Linked DNA regions of Homo sapiens: region 1 is linked to region 2. Evidence: chromatin loops called from intact Hi-C (ENCODE). Cell type or tissue: OCI-LY7. All regions are shown on one strand. Each heading gives the region's core, and the rest is flanking DNA. Links, peaks and the distances in the headings are about the cores only.

Region 1 (7,523 bases), core at 1,124-6,123, 440 kb before region 2:
ATTTTAGAGATGGGGAGAGGGATTATACTGCAGGCAGCTTCAGCCATGTTGTGAAACTGATAAAAGCAACTTAGCAAGGCTTCTTTTCATTATTTTTTATGTTTCACTTATAAAGTCTTAGGTAACTAGTAGGATAGAAACACTGTGTCCCGAGAGTAAGGAGAGAAGCTACTATTGATTAGAGCCTAACCCAGGTTAACTGCAAGAAGAGGCGGGATACTTTCAGCTTTCCATGTAACTGTATGCATAAAGCCAATGTAGTCCAGTTTCTAAGATCATGTTCCAAGCTAACTGAATCCCACTTCAATACACACTCATGAACTCCTGATGGAACAATAACAGGCCCAAGCCTGTGGTATGATGTGCACACTTGCTAGACTCAGAAAAAATACTACTCTCATAAATGGGTGGGAGTATTTTGGTGACAACCTACTTTGCTTGGCTGAGTGAAGGAATGATATTCATATATTCATTTATTCCATGGACATTTAGTTAGTGCTTTTTATATACCAGGCATGATGCTGAGTGACACTCTTGTGTATATTTCCAAATTTTTGTACAGTCGCTGCACATATTTGAAATCATATATTAAGACTTTCCAAAGATGAGGTCCCTGGTTTTTCATGGCAACTTGATCAGTAAGGATTTCACCTCTGTTTGTAACTAAAACCATCTACTATATGTTAGACATGACATTCTTTTTCTCTCCTTCCTGAAAAATAAAGTGTGGGAAGAGACAAGACCTTGGTATTGTAATTATTTTTCTGATTCATCATTTGCTTTTCAATTTCACTTACAGTTGTTTCTTTTTTTTAGATGAGGGTCTCCCTATATTGTCCAAGCTGGTCTCAGACTCCTGGCCTCAAAGGATCCTCCTGCCTCAGCATCCCAAAGCGCTGGGATTACAGGAGTAAGCCACTGTACCCAGCCTCAATTTCATTTATAGTTTTTGACAAGTAAAAAGTTGTTTAACAATGTCTCATAGAGCATTGATAATCTCATAAATATTTTTTACCTAACTACATATATATATATATATATATATATATATATATATATATATATATATATATATGGCTGAGCACAGTGGCTCACACCTATAATCCCAGCACTTTGGGAGGCTGAGGCAGGCAGACTGCTTAAGCTCAGCAGTTTGAGACCAGCCTGGGCAACATGATGAAACCCCGTCTCTACAAAAAATACAAAAATTAGCCAGGCCTGATGGTACATGCCTGTAGTCCCAGCTACTCAGGAGGCTGGGGTGGGAGGATCACTTCAGCCCTGGAGGTCAAGGCTGCAGTGAGCCGAGATGGTGCCACTGCACTCCAGCCTAGGAAACAGAGCCAGATTCTGTCTCAAAAAAAAAAAAAGATATATATATATATATCTTTCAAATATCTGTATATACACACAATCACATCATATGTGAAACTTCAAATAAAAGTTTAATGTGTAAATGTATATAATCAGATCAATCTAAAAGAAGAGATTTTCTATAAGCGATTGTCCTGGACTCTTTGAGTAATCAGTATCATATTAAAAATAAAGGCAGGGGGTGGAATTCTAGGTCACAGTTTAGTAAACTTTTTCCATAAAGGGCTGGGTACTAAATCTCTTAGGCTTTATGGGCCACACAGTCTCGATCGCAACTGCTCAACTCTCTCATTGTAGCGTGAAAACAACCATAGACATTACATAAATAAAAGAGCCTGGCTGTGTTCCAGCAAAAATGTATTTACAAAAACAGGTGGTAGGCCAGATTTGGCCCATGGGACATAGTTTGCCTGTTTTACACTAATGGAGACAAAATGGACACAGCAACCAAACGCAATTTGAGAATCTACATTGGATCCTAGCTTGAGGAAAAAACAGTGATGAAAGATATTCGTGGGACAACTGGGGAAACTTGAGTACACACTGGATACCAGATGATATTATAGAATTGTTAATTTTCTTAAGGAATGGTAAAGGTATTGTGGGGATTAACATTTAGTCTAGGTTCTTCATTTCCTGGATGACCTAGAGGCCAAAAAAAATACAGCTATTTGTTCTAAAATCGCTTCCAAAGAGTGTAAAATTTGCAGAACAAGAATTGAGATTTCTCCCCATTTACGTGATGACTGTAGGGCCATGGTTCTCAACCAGGGGTGATTTTGCCCCCTAGAGGACATTTGGCAATGTTTGGAGACATTTGTGGTTGTCACAACTAGGGTGGGATACAACTGGCATCCCGTGGTTAGAGGCCAGTAATGTTGCCCAACATCCTACAATCTACAAGACAACCACCACAACAAAGAATTATCTGGCCCATGGAGGGCGCAGTGGATCCTGCCTGTAATCCCAGCACTTTGGGAGACCGAGGAAGGTGAATCACCTGAGCTTAGAAGTTTGAGACCAGCCTGGTCAACACAGCAAAAACCCCGTCTCTACTAAAAATACAAAAATTAGCCAGGTGTGGTGGCGCACGCTGGTAATCCCAGCTACCCAAGAGGCTAAGGCATGAGAATCACTTGAACCCAGGAGGCAGAGGTTGCAGTGAGCTGAGATCGCACCACTGCATTCCAGCCTGGGAGACAGAAGGAGACTCCATCTCAAAAAACAAACAAACAAACAAAAAACAATTATCTGACCCTGAATGTAGAACCACCCTGCTTTGTAGTGACTACTGAAGCTCTGGGCATGGACATGAAGACAGAAGACTATTTGAATCCAGCCCTGCCACTGAAGTCTGAGTAACTCTGGGCAAGTTGTTTGACCCTTCCTGAGCCTTTCCTTTCTCAGTCTCCTCATCTGTAAAATGGGTATGTCTGCCCTCCTTGGCTACTTCACAGGGCTGCGGCACATGCATCTGCCCGAATGAGTGGGCATGGAAGCACCCTGTTTATGGCATGGTGGTATGTACTCCATGTGAGGCCTGAGGACGGAAGCAGTGTGGAGAGGCTGTATCATCTTTATAATGACTAGGAGGCCAAGACATTAGTACCTAAAGCAAAAAAGTAATTTCAAATTGCAGCAGAATCACCTGAAGTTTGGTTAAAACACATATTGCTGGGCCCACCCCCAGAGCTTCGAATTCACTGTTCTGGGGTGAGGCCCCTTAAGGCTTTCTAACAAGTTTCCAGATAATCCTGCTACTGCTGGGTGGAAGGAACTAACGTTGAGAAATTTGGTCTTGAAATCCGCTCTTTCCTTCCCTTATCAACAGGGGGTAGCAGAGAGCAGCAAATAGACAGTCATTCTTTGAGGAAGCAGGTCAAAATCCTCATCAAACCTCCCTCAGTTTCAATCTAACAAGTGGCAGGAGAGAGGGCTGAAATAGTGAATTATTTAAATTTATATTATCCCTATGACCCCAGCAACAAGTCATTTAACTTGTGCTGAATCACAATTTGTGAAACGGGGGAAGCAACCTAAAAGATAGTGAGATAATTTGATTAATGTTTGTTGAGCGTTAGAACTTCCAAAGAAAATTGAAATGTATAGGTAATAAATTATTCTGGGAATTTCTTATTCTTGGGACTTTTTCTAAATGTCTGCATTTTAAACACTTCTGACTCATTTATAAACATTGGTTGCCCTCATTGAATTTTCAATTGTTTAATAGTTTAGAGGGCAATACGTTCAATGCACTCATTACATCCAGAATGTGTAGCAACTTCAAACCAGAGTGACAGTGTAAGGGCAGATGAGAAGGTGGTCATCCAGGGGTGATGGTGACCACATTCTGATGGGGCTTTTGGTGGGGGAAAATCCTTTAAGGTTTTTAAAAGAATGGTTCCAAAGCTGCCAGAATAGTTACCTTAAAAAATCAGAGTTCAGGCCGGGCGCAGTGGCTCACACCTGTAATCCCAGCACTTTGGGAGGCCAAGGCGGGCAGATCACCTGAGGTCAGGAGTTCGAGACCAGCCTGGCCAGCATGGTGAAACCCCGTCTCTACTAAAATTACAAAAATTAGCTGGATGTGGTGGCAGGTGGCTGTCACCCCAGCTACTCGGGAGGCTTGAGAATCGCTTGAGCCCAGGAGAAGGAGGTTGCAATGAGCTGAGAGTGCACCATTGCACTCCAGCCTGGGTAACAGAGTGAGGCCCTGTCCCAAAAAAAAAAAAAAAAAAGCAGAGTTCAGCTCCCAGGAATCACCCCTTGCAGACTGATTTCAATTATTCAACTGTCATTTACTGGGCACCAGTATGTCCCAAGCTCTTGTCTAGGAGAGGACTCAATAGTGACAAGAGAGACAAGGACTCTGTTCTCATAGAGCTTGGATTCCAGACTAATGTAACATGTCACCGCACAAGTGTCACTGCAGGAAGAGCGCTAAGCTCTGACCCGGAGTCCCCCATCTTGGTCAACCCCACTGGCCTCAGCTTAATCTGCAGGGACAGTTCCTCTGCTGCTTAGAACTGAACAGCCATTCCTATTGTCCTTGAAATTCTGGAATAAATTTTTTCTTTGGCGCTCTCCCATAGGCATTTTGGGATTTGGGTACCTTAATGGTATATTAGTATTTAACCAATTTTCATTCTATGTATAATTTTCTCACAAATGTCATGTCATCTCACTAATCAAAATGTTTCTCCAGTTTACAATGTAACTGCCATTATTAATTTCACTGCATGGGTTTGTTGTTTTGTTTTATTTTGGTTTTGAGACAGGGTCTCACTCTGTCACTCAGGCTGGAGTACAGCGGTGCGATCTCAGCTCACTACGACTTCCGCCTCCTGGGCTCAAGCGATTCTCCCACCTCAGCACCCCAGAGTAGCTAGGACCACAGGTATGCACCACCACACCAGACTAATTTTTGTATTTTTAGTAGAGATGGGATTTTGCCATGTTGGCCAGGCTGGTCTCAGACTCCTGAGCTTAAGTGATCCACATGCCTCAGCCTCCCAAAGTGCTGGGATTACAGGGAGGAGCCACCATGCCTGACCTATTGTATAGGTTTTAATGATGCAAATTAAGTATCAAGATTTGGGCTTATTGAGTCCTTAATTTTAAAGTGTTTATTTTTTATTTTATTTTTTGAGACAGAGTTTTGGTCTTGTCACCCAGGCTGGAGTGCAATGGCACAATCTCGGCTCACTGCAACCTCCGCCTCCTGGGTTCAAGTGATTCTCCTGCCTCAGCCTCCTGACTAGCTGGGATTACAGGTACCTGCCACCACACCCAGCTAATTTTTGTATTTTTAGCAGAGGCGGGGTTCCACCATGTTGGCCAGGCTGGTCTCGAACTCCTGACTTCAAGTGATCCACCCGCCTCGGCCTCCCAAAGTGTTGGGATTACAGGCATGAGCCACCACGCCCAGCTAAAATGTTTATTGAAATAAATTCCTTTAGAGCAAAAAAAGATTAGCCACTGATGAGAATGTGGCAGAAGGATTTTGTGGCTGTGGATATGGCTTCAAAATTTGATTTTTGGAATTGAGTAGAGGAAGATAACTAGGACTTACATTGAGAGACCTGAGCTGCAGCAAGATGTCTTAGCTAGATGACCTGAAACCAGTCATTCTCCCTTTTCTCTACTGCAGCCTCCTTATCTGCAAATTGGAGGCAAGAAGGTGGCGAGGGAAATTAAACTGGGTGAACTCTAAAGTCTCTCCAGGTTCTCATGTTCTACTGTGCAATATGGGGAGGATAATATTACCCAGTTTCCTTATAGAGATGTCAGGAGGATTATATTCTAAATCAGGGGTTGGCAAACTGCAGTTTACCGGCCAAAGCCAGCCCTCTGCCTATTTTTGTATGGCATACAAGCTAAATATAGTTTTCATATTTTTTAATGGTTTGGGGAAAAAATCAAAAGAATGATACCATTTTGTGACACATAAAAATGACATAAAATTCAAATTTTGGTGTCCATAAATGAAGTTTTGTTGGAACACAGCCACATTCATTCATTACATATTGTCTCAGCTCTGCTTCTGCATTGCAACAGCAGAGCTGAGTAGTGTGACAGAGACTGCATGGCCTGGGAGCCCTAAAAATATTTACTATCTGGCTCTTTACAGAATGAGTTTGCTCATCTGTGTTCTAAAGCATGCTGGACTCCACTTAGAACTGAACTGGGCAAACAAGATTTATTCAGAGAACTTCAATTATGTGAGACATAATTTTCTTTCTTTTTACATTTCTTTAAAAAAAAATTTTTTTTTAGGGGTTTCACCACATTGCCCAGGCTGGTCTTGAACTCCTGGACTCAAGTGATCCACCCACTTTGGCCCTCCCAAACTGCTGGGATTACAGGTGTGAGCCACTGCACCAGGCCAATTTTCATAATAGAGCACTTTGATCTCTTACCCTCAATTTCATGTCACATTCATTATTCTGAAGTGATGACAAATGTTGTATTATGTGCCATAGTAAGCTAAGTGTATATTGCTAATGAATTGCCATCCTGGGATGTCATAAAAGACCTTTCTGAAGAAAAAAAATTCTAAGAATCCTCTCAAGAGCTTATACAAATAGGAGAATCATAACACGAGGAAGCAAGTGATTTGGGGAGAATTTCACACATCCCCAAAAGCACCAACCATAAAGAAAAAGATTGATATATCTGATTATGTCATCATTTAAAAGTATACAAAGGGCCAGGCGCTGTGGCTGACACCTGTAATCCCAGCACTTTGGCAGGCCAAGGCGGGCGGATTGCCTGAGCTCAGGAGTTCAAGACCAGCCTGGCCAACATGGTGAAACCCTGTCTCTACTAAAATACCAAAAATTAGCCAGGTGTGGTGGTGCACGCCTGTAGTCCCAGCTACTTGGGAGGCTGAGGCAGGAGAATGGCGTGAACCCGGGAGGCAGAGCTGGCAGTGAGCTGAGATCACGCCACTGCACTCCAGCCTGGGCGACAGAGTGAGACTCCGTCTCAAAAAATAATAATAATAATAAATAAATAAAATAAAAGTATATGAAAAAGACATTACAAACTTCTTGTTTGTAGAAAAGAACCACAGAATTCTCATTCACTGCTGGTGGAAATGCAACATGGAACAACCACTTTGGAACAGTTCAGCAGTTTTTTATAAGGTTAAATATACACATACCATAACTCCTAGGTATTTACCCAAGAGAAATAAGATATATGTTCATACAATGACTTGTACTCAGATGTTCACAATAGTGTTATTTCTAATAGCCACAAACTAGAAACAATCTTAAGTTTCCACCAACTGGAGAATAGATAAATAAATTGTGGTATATCCATGTACTGAAATACAGTCATGCACTGCATAAAGACATTACATATATGCAACAGTGGTCCCATAAGATTATAATGGAGCTGAAAAATTCCTATTGCCTAGTATTTACAATATTATACTTTGTATCATTTATTTTAGAGTGTAGAGTGTATCATCTATTTTATAAGTAAAGTCCTTCTACTTATTTAAAAAAAAAAAAGTTAACTGTACACCAGCCTCAGGCAGGTCCTTCAGGAGGTATTTCAGAAGAAGGCATTGTTATTAAAACAGATGACAGTCCCATGGGTGTTATTGCCCCTGAAGACCACCCACTGGGACAAGATGTGGA
Region 2 (8,038 bases), core at 1-5,000:
CTGTTTGCAGAAAGTGGGTACGGCATCAGTGCCTTCATAATCAGGGCAAGTCATTTTAAAATAAGATTTAAAAACTACTCTAGAAGTAGCTTCTTGGAGTGTGTGGAGAGATTTCCAAAGTAATTTTAACTTTTACTGAATTTAAGCCTTAATGCTTTCCGTGGGAATATATAGTCTCCCTAAAAGTTATTACAGCTTTTCAGTCAGTTGAATTTAAAAACTGCTTTTTGACCAGTAGAAAAGAACCCTTGCTTTGGAGACATTTTCATGCCACTTACGAAAAATTTTTTTAAAAAATTAAGTTGTGACAAAGTAATCCATTTTTAAAATTTTATTTTTCTGTGATGAGGAGTTAATGTTTTCCTTTTCATAATGAGAGAGCATTTGAAACTTTAGTATAGTGGTGTTCCTAGACAACTTTTAAAGCTCTTAAAAAATTGCGGTGGCTTAGGCCTGTAATCCCGGCACTTTGAGAGGCCGAGGTGGGCAAATCACAAGGTCAGGAGTTCAAGACCAGCCTGGCCAACATGGTGAAACCCCGTCTCTACTAAAAATACAAAAATTAGCTGGACGTGGTGTCACGCGCCGGTAATCTCAGCTACTTGGGAGGGTGAGGCAGGAGAATTGCTTGAACCCGGGGGGTGGAGGTTGCAGTGAGCTAAGATCTCCAGCCTGAGCGACAGAGCAAGACTTCGTTTGGGGGGAAAAAAAAAAAAACCCATAAAAAATCTGTGTTTTAATTTTCCTTCAACACTTATGAATGGAAAGTGCAGTATTTTAGTATATTACAGATAAAATTACATAGTGTACATTTATTTTGGAATATTTTTGCATTTGATAAAGTATAATATTATGTAATTAAAATTATTTTTGAAGTAATAGGCAAAATTTTAGGTATTTTTGCAGTCTTTAATCCCACGGAATCTTCAAAAATAGTAACCACCGTGCCTTTTACATAAAATAGACTACCAGTTTAAAGCATTTGTTCTATTACTTGTAATGTTTCTCTTTGTTTACATTGTGGAAGTCCTTTTTATGGGAGGATATTTTCTAAAAAAAGAATATGTACATTGTTTCAAAGTATTGATTTATGTAAGTGATCAAAATGTATATGAGTTCAGTATAAGTTTGTAAAAGTTTGGCTAGAGATAATTTTAAGGATAGAGATTATATATGATAAAATTGCATCTACTACAAAATACTCAAAAGAATTAGTTAGTGAAGGAAATATTGAGCTCATTTTTAATATAGAGTTTGAATTTTGATAACTGCATTTAGGACAAAACATTTGTAAGAATTGAACATGATGTAGTTTAGTCTTCATTCATTATTAATGGTGGATTATTGTAATCTAATTTAAGGTATTGTTCTAGTTTTTCAGGAATTGTTCAAATGGATGAAGATACACATTACGATAAAGGTACTGACACTAAAAATTATTTTGGGGTGTAAGAGCTAGATGATACTGATTAATTTCTAATTTTCCTTGTATTGTGATTTGATTTTAGTGGAAGATGTGGTTGGAAGTCACATAGAAGATGCAGTAACATTTTGGGCCCAGGTAAATAGCAAACTGGTTGATATCCCCCCTCACCTCCCCCAATCCAGTTCCTCCCCAACAAAAACAAAAATAAAACCCAGGAATAAATACATTTGTCATTCTCATTGCCTAATATTTATTGAATTATTTATCACCAGGCATTATTAGGAGACAAATGTTGACAGCTGTGATGTTACTTGACTCATTATGAGTCAAGTGTTATGCCCATAATACACCAAGTTTGAAAAAAGAAAATTGGCAAGATTGTGATTTCAGAATTCCACTCAATTCTAGGCTGCTTTTGCTGGATTCTGAGAGCCTGTTGTATTTGTGAAGTTATAGCCCCATCTAGGGGTCTTTTATAAGATTGTTTCTTGAAGGAGGATAAGTTAAAAATCTCGGTCGTTTTTTCTAATGGCTTAAATTTGAGATGTGGTATTTTTCTCATTATAGAATTGGAAGCATGAATGAAACATTTCTGATTTTCTGTTGGGAGGGTGTCAGTTAGGTAAGGTTACTCAGTTTTAAATACAAAGCAAGCACTGAAGGGCTGTGTTCCACAATTTAAGAAGGTAAATTCCTCTGATGCACAGAACGACCTGCTAATTTTTGGTTTTGTAAACTATACATGATACGGAAGGGAAAGAAATTACGTTTCTCTATACTCCCTACAGCATGGGAACTCCTTTTGGTGGGGGGTGAGGTGAACTCGTAATGTGGGAAATAAGGAGAATATATGAGAAGAAAGTTCTAGAAGAATATGATTAACCCAGAGTTCTTAAATATATAGTCATGCATCACTTAATGACTGGGATACATACAGAGAAATGCATCATTAGGCAACTGCGTCGCTGTATGAACATCATAGAATGTACTTAGAGAAACCTGGATGATATAGCCTACCACATACCTAGGCCATGTGGTGTACCTGTACCTCATGTTACTGTACTGAATGCTGCAGACAATTGTAACACAATATTAAGTCTTTATGTATCTAAACATGAAGGTACAGTAAAAACATATTATAAAAGATTAAAAAGTGGTACACCTGTATAGGGCACTCACCATGAATGGAGCTTGCAGGATTAGAAATTGCTTTGGGTGAGTCATTGAGTGAGTAGTGAGGAATGTGAAGTCCTGGGACATTACTGTACACTACTGTATACTTTATAAATACCATACACTTAGGCTACACTAAATTTATAAAAATATTTTTCTTCAATAAACCTTAGCTTACTGTAACTTTTAATAAACTTTTGACTCATTTGTAGTAACACAGCTTAAAACAAACATTGTAGAGCTGTGCAAAAATATTCTTTACGTCCTTATTCTAAAGCTTTCTTCTCTTTTTAAACTTTTAATTTTTTTTTACTTTAAAAACTTTTTGGTTAAAAACGAAGACAAGATCTTCAATATCACTGTCTTTCACTTCCGCTTCTTGTCCTACTAGAAGGTCTTCAGGGTCAGTAATGTGCATGGAGCTGTCATCTTCTGTAATAAAAATGCCCTTTTGGAATACCTTCAGAAGGACTTGAGGCGGCTGTACAGTTAACTTTTTTAAATAAGTAGGAGTACACTAAAATAAGAAAAATTATAGTAAAAAAAAATATATATATACACACACACCAGTGACATAGTTATTTTCATTACCAAGTATTATGTACTGTACATAATTGTATGTGCTGTGCTTTTGTGAGACTGGGGCACGGTAGGTTTACACCAGCATCACCACAAATATGTGAGTAATGCATTGTTCTATGATGTTACAATGGCTAGGACTACACTAGGCAATAGGAATTTTTCAGCTTCATTATAATCTTACGGGACTACTGTAGTGTGTGTGGTTCATTCTTTGACCACAATGTCACTATGTGGGGCATGGCTGCATGTAAAAAAAAATTGTAGAAGGGTGATGTTATAGAAAACTTGGGGCAAATTCGTGTGTCTGCTTATGCACATATATTTGGCAAATTTGTTTCTGCTTATGCATATTCTCTAAAGGTTGCTCACACGTTCTGGTTCCATGCCCATTGTCTCTGTATTAGTGACAACTGCATCACTCTCAACAGTGTCCCAGGGTGGATGATAAATTATATTTAAGCTTATTATACAGAAACATCATTTATCAGTGTAAAAAGATTTTCTAGACTAGTGCTGTCTAGTAGAAATATATGAGCCATGTAAGTAATTTTAAAACATTTTTGGCAGCCACATTGAAGAAACTAAAAATAGCAGGTGACATTTTAATAAGTACATTTTATTTAACTCAATATATCCAAAATATTGTTTCAAAATATAATTAGCATAAAAATGTGAACAGGATAGTTTATATTTCCTTTTTAATATTGTCTTTGAAATCCAGTGTGTATATTAGACTTACAGCATATCTCCTTAGACTAGCCATATTTCAAGTGGGTATTGGCTATTGTATTCACTAGTGCAGCTCTAGACTTTGATTTCAGTTTACTTTATTTGTGAATATGTTGATTGAATTTGGAGCAAATTCAAGAGTCAGCAGTTTTTTTTTTGTAAAGGATCAGATGATGAGTATTTTACCATTTTTAGGCCATACAGTTTGTTTTGCAGCTATTCAATTCTGCCAACATAGTGCAAAGCAGCCATAGACATAATGTGAATGAGTGTGTGTAGCTGTGATGCAGTAAACTTTATTTACTAAAACAGGCGGCTGTAATTTGCCAACCTCTGAGTTAAACCATGAAGTTGAGGCTCTTGTAGAAGAACGTTTAAAACAGGAAACATGCGCATGAAAAGATTAAACATTAAAACTACTAATGGTATATAAATGAATGTAGTGGTTATTTCAATAAGCAAATTGGCAAATTTGGTTGGGGTTATGGTGGGATATAGGCATAGAGAAGACTAGAGATTTGGAAATACGCGTAGGCAGATTAGGATGAAAATCTGCTCACGTGTATTCTCCATTTTTTTTTGCCCTGTGGGCTTCTGCCTTATAAACCACTTATAAGCAAACACTTCAGATTGGATGAGTGGCAGCTGAAGGAATCTGACGTATTTGACTCCACCTGTTTCTTTGAAAGAACAAGCTTCTGGTCAGGCATGGTGGCTCATGCCTGTAATCCCAACACTTTGGGAGACCTATGTGAGAGGATCGCCTGAGCCCAGGAGTTTGAGACCAGCCTTGGCAACAGTAAGACCTTGTCGCTACAAAAAAAAAAAAAAAAATTAGCCAGGCATGGTGGTGCATGCTTGTGTTCCCAGCTATGTGGGAGGCTGAGGGTGGGAAGATTGCCTGGGCCCAGGAGATTGAGACTGCAGTGAGCTGAGATTGCACCAAACAAACAAACAAACAAAGAGCTCCTATTTGTTTTAGTCTGTATAGTGAAAAAATATAGTTATATGGAATATTTTGATTCCAGGGGTTTGTTCACAAAGGCTGCTTCTCTTGTTTCTCAGGGTCAGTTTAAATTCAGTTCCTGTTCTATGCTGAGACTTTGATATTCATCATGATGTTCTTTGAACTGCTCTTTCAGAGTTTTTTTTCAGTCATCACGGATAATCATGTTCTTTCTAGCATTATTGAATATTTTGTTGGTATATTTCTTTAGAACATATATATATATTTAACATTTTATTTTGAAGAAACTTTGACTTACAGGAATGTTGCAAAATTAGTACAGAGGCTAGAATGTGGCTCTGTATACTCTTCACCCAGCTTCCTTTAATGCTAATGTGTTATATAACCACAGTACAGTGATCAAAGCCAGGGAATTAACATTAGTACAATGCTATTAACTAAACTACAGCCCTTATTTAAATTTTAGCAGTTTTTTGTCTTTTTGTGTTCCAGGATCCAATACAGAATCCCAAATTGTATTTAGTTGTGTATCCTTGGTTTCCTTTAACCTCTGAATGTTCCTCAGTTTTTCCTTGTATTTCAAGACTTTTGACACTTCTGATGAATATTAGTTATTTTGTAGAGTATCTTTTAATTTGGGTTTGTTTGATGATTTCTTATGAATAGATTAGCAAGAGTTCCACAGAAGTGATATTGTAGTCCTCTCAGTATATCATATTGGGGTTTCATGATGTGATATACCTTCTTATTGATGATAACCTTGATTCACTTGGGTAAGGTGGCAACTTCCAGGTTTTTTCGCTGTAAAGTTACTCTTTTCTTTTGTAATTAATTAATGTTTTAGGAGACTTATTGTGGCTGTCTAATCCAGTTTCTGTTCAACTTTTCACCCACGAATTTTATTGTTTATTGCTCTAGTGCTTGCCTAATGATGATTTTCTATTCCCCTCATTCCTTCCACATTTATTAATTGGAATTCTTCTGTAAGGAAGAGCTGTCTCTTCTCTGCCATTTATTTATTCAATTATTTATATTAATATAAACTCAAGGATATTTATTCCGTGGGTTATAATCCTATGCTATCATAATTTATTTTGTTGTTTAAATTATTCAGCCTTGGCCATTGGGACAAAGTTCACCAAAGAATACAGATTGGTACTTGTCCTTAAACGTCTCCTATTCTTTTTTTGAGCACTTTTTTTTTTTTTTTTTTCAAGACAGGGTCTCCGTCACCAAGGCTAGAGTGCAGTAGTGTGCTCATGGCTCATTGCAGTCTCGAACTTCTGGGCTCAAGCAATCCTCCCACCTCATCTTCCTGTGTAGTTGGAACTATAGGTGCACACTACCATGCCCGGCTAATCTTTTGTATTATTTTTGTAGAGACAGGATTTCACCACATTGCCAAGCTAGTCTCAAACTCCTGGGCTCAAAAATGATCCTCCCACCTCGGCCCTCCAAAGTGATGGGATTACAGGTGTGAGCCATCGCAACCTGCTTTTTTTTTTTTTTTTTTTTTTTTTTTTAGCATTTCTTTACTTTCTGGCACCATCAAATGTCCCAGGATCATCTTTTATTTCCCAGTTTGAGCTCTGCAATCAAATCAATCTTTAAGGAATCCTTTCCATATGATTTAATTATATTTGGTATCTTGTTTGAATTCTACCTAATTTGAACACATTGGGAAGTAAACTTTTTCTATGGCCTAGTCTCATTTCTTATAAATAACTCATTTAAATTATGAAAAAATACAGGCATAAGAAGTTGATTTAATTTCTAATGGCCTAAAATCTTTTAAGTTTATCATGCTTAGAACCCTCAAGCGTGTAACACTGTAAAATAATATTTTACTGTATCTTATACTATATCTAATCTTTCTAGAGTATCAATAGAAATAAGGATATCATGAAGATTGGTTGCTCACTGTCTGAAGTTTGCCCCCAGGCCAGTTCAGTTTTGGGGAATCTTGACCCAAACAAGGTGAGCCATATTCTTGAATATAATTATTTCATTCCTCCTGTCAGCTTTCCTGTGTCTTAGATATTTAGTTTTTGGAGTTCCTGGTATATTTGAAAAGAAGAGGCTGATTTTTGGAATTTGTATAAACTACTGTTATGGTATATTTATTAATTCAAAAATACTTATGGACTGAATATTACTCAGTCTTGAAATTTGACGTAAGCTACAACATGGATGAATCTTCAGGACATTAGCTAAATAAGCCAGTCACAAGAGGACAAATACTGTTATGGTTCTACTTGTATGAAGTACTTAGAGTAGTCAAAATCATAGAGACAGAAAAAGTGAGTGATGGTTATCAGGGACTGGGGGAAGATTGAGGATGAGGAGTTATTGATTAATGGGTGTAGAGTTTCAGTTTTACAACATGAAAAGAGCTATGGAGATGGATGATGAATGGTGGCGAAGGTTGCAGAACAGTATGAATGTACTTAATGCCACTGAACTGTATACTTAACAATGGTCAAGATAGTCAATTTTATGTTATGTATAGTTTACTACAGTTAAAAATAGGAAAAGTAGAATTAAAAGCTACACTATTCTAGCCAAAAAAACAAAAGTGAAGAAAACGTATGTACTGTCTGCCATGTACCTGGCACTGTATTAAGCATTAAGTAAGTATGCAGTGGTGAACAAACTAGATTCCTTGCATTTGACTTTGATTCACAAAAAATTTGTAAGATGCATCTTTATGCAGAGCAATTTGGCTTTTTTCTTTTTTACTGAGTTATAACTTGTATACAGTAAGGTATATATCTCTTAAGATCCTAAGTATATAGCTTGGTGAGTTTTTACGTGTGTATGTATCCATGTAACCACCATCCAGATCAACATATGGTTCTATCATTTCAGAAAATTCCTTCGGGCCCCTTCTCAGTCAATTCTTAGTCAGTAGTTTCTCCATCAGAGGTATAACCCTCATTTTGATACTATCACCATAGATTCGTATGTCTGTTCTTAAATCATGGAGTATGTAGTTTATTGTATGTATCTGGCTTCTTTTGTTCAACATAATTTCTGAGATTCATTTATATTGTTGTGTGTATTAGTGTATTGGTAGTCTGTTCTTTTTTAAGCTATTTAACATTCATTGTATAAATATAACACAATTTATCGATCTGTTCTCCTTTGATGGGCATTTGGAT

The links. Hi-C counts contacts between places; a loop is a spot of excess contacts. Peaks named below come from ENCODE experiments on the same cell type or tissue, not always from the same donor. Only the 100,000 strongest peaks of a DNase experiment are listed, where the experiment ranks them.
Region 1: a loop joins it to region 2, with 6 times the contacts of the local background. A loop is called at or near these places in 37 of 110 quality-filtered maps.

The regions. Positions count from the first base shown.
Region 1 is chr7:23,274,369-23,281,891 of GRCh38, forward strand. It overlaps GPNMB (glycoprotein nmb), which reads left to right. Exons shown (of 11, transcript NM_002510.3): 11 at 1-740. Among named protein-coding and RNA genes, the nearest start is that of MALSU1, 21 kb to the right of the region's middle. RefSeq lists silencers at 3,169-3,228, 3,239-3,288. In OCI-LY7, for the core only: CTCF peaks have their summits at 2,190 (motif pointing left), 2,390, 3,213 and 3,415; DNase peaks (open chromatin) are centred at 2,163 and 3,213.
Region 2 is chr7:23,710,726-23,718,763 of GRCh38, forward strand. It overlaps STK31 (serine/threonine kinase 31), which reads left to right. Exons shown (of 24, transcript NM_031414.5): 2 at 1,374-1,420; 3 at 1,509-1,561; 4 at 6,756-6,854. Among named protein-coding and RNA genes, the nearest start is that of STK31, 4.5 kb to the left of the region's middle. In OCI-LY7, for the core only: a CTCF peak has its summit at 1,887; a DNase peak (open chromatin) is centred at 1,876.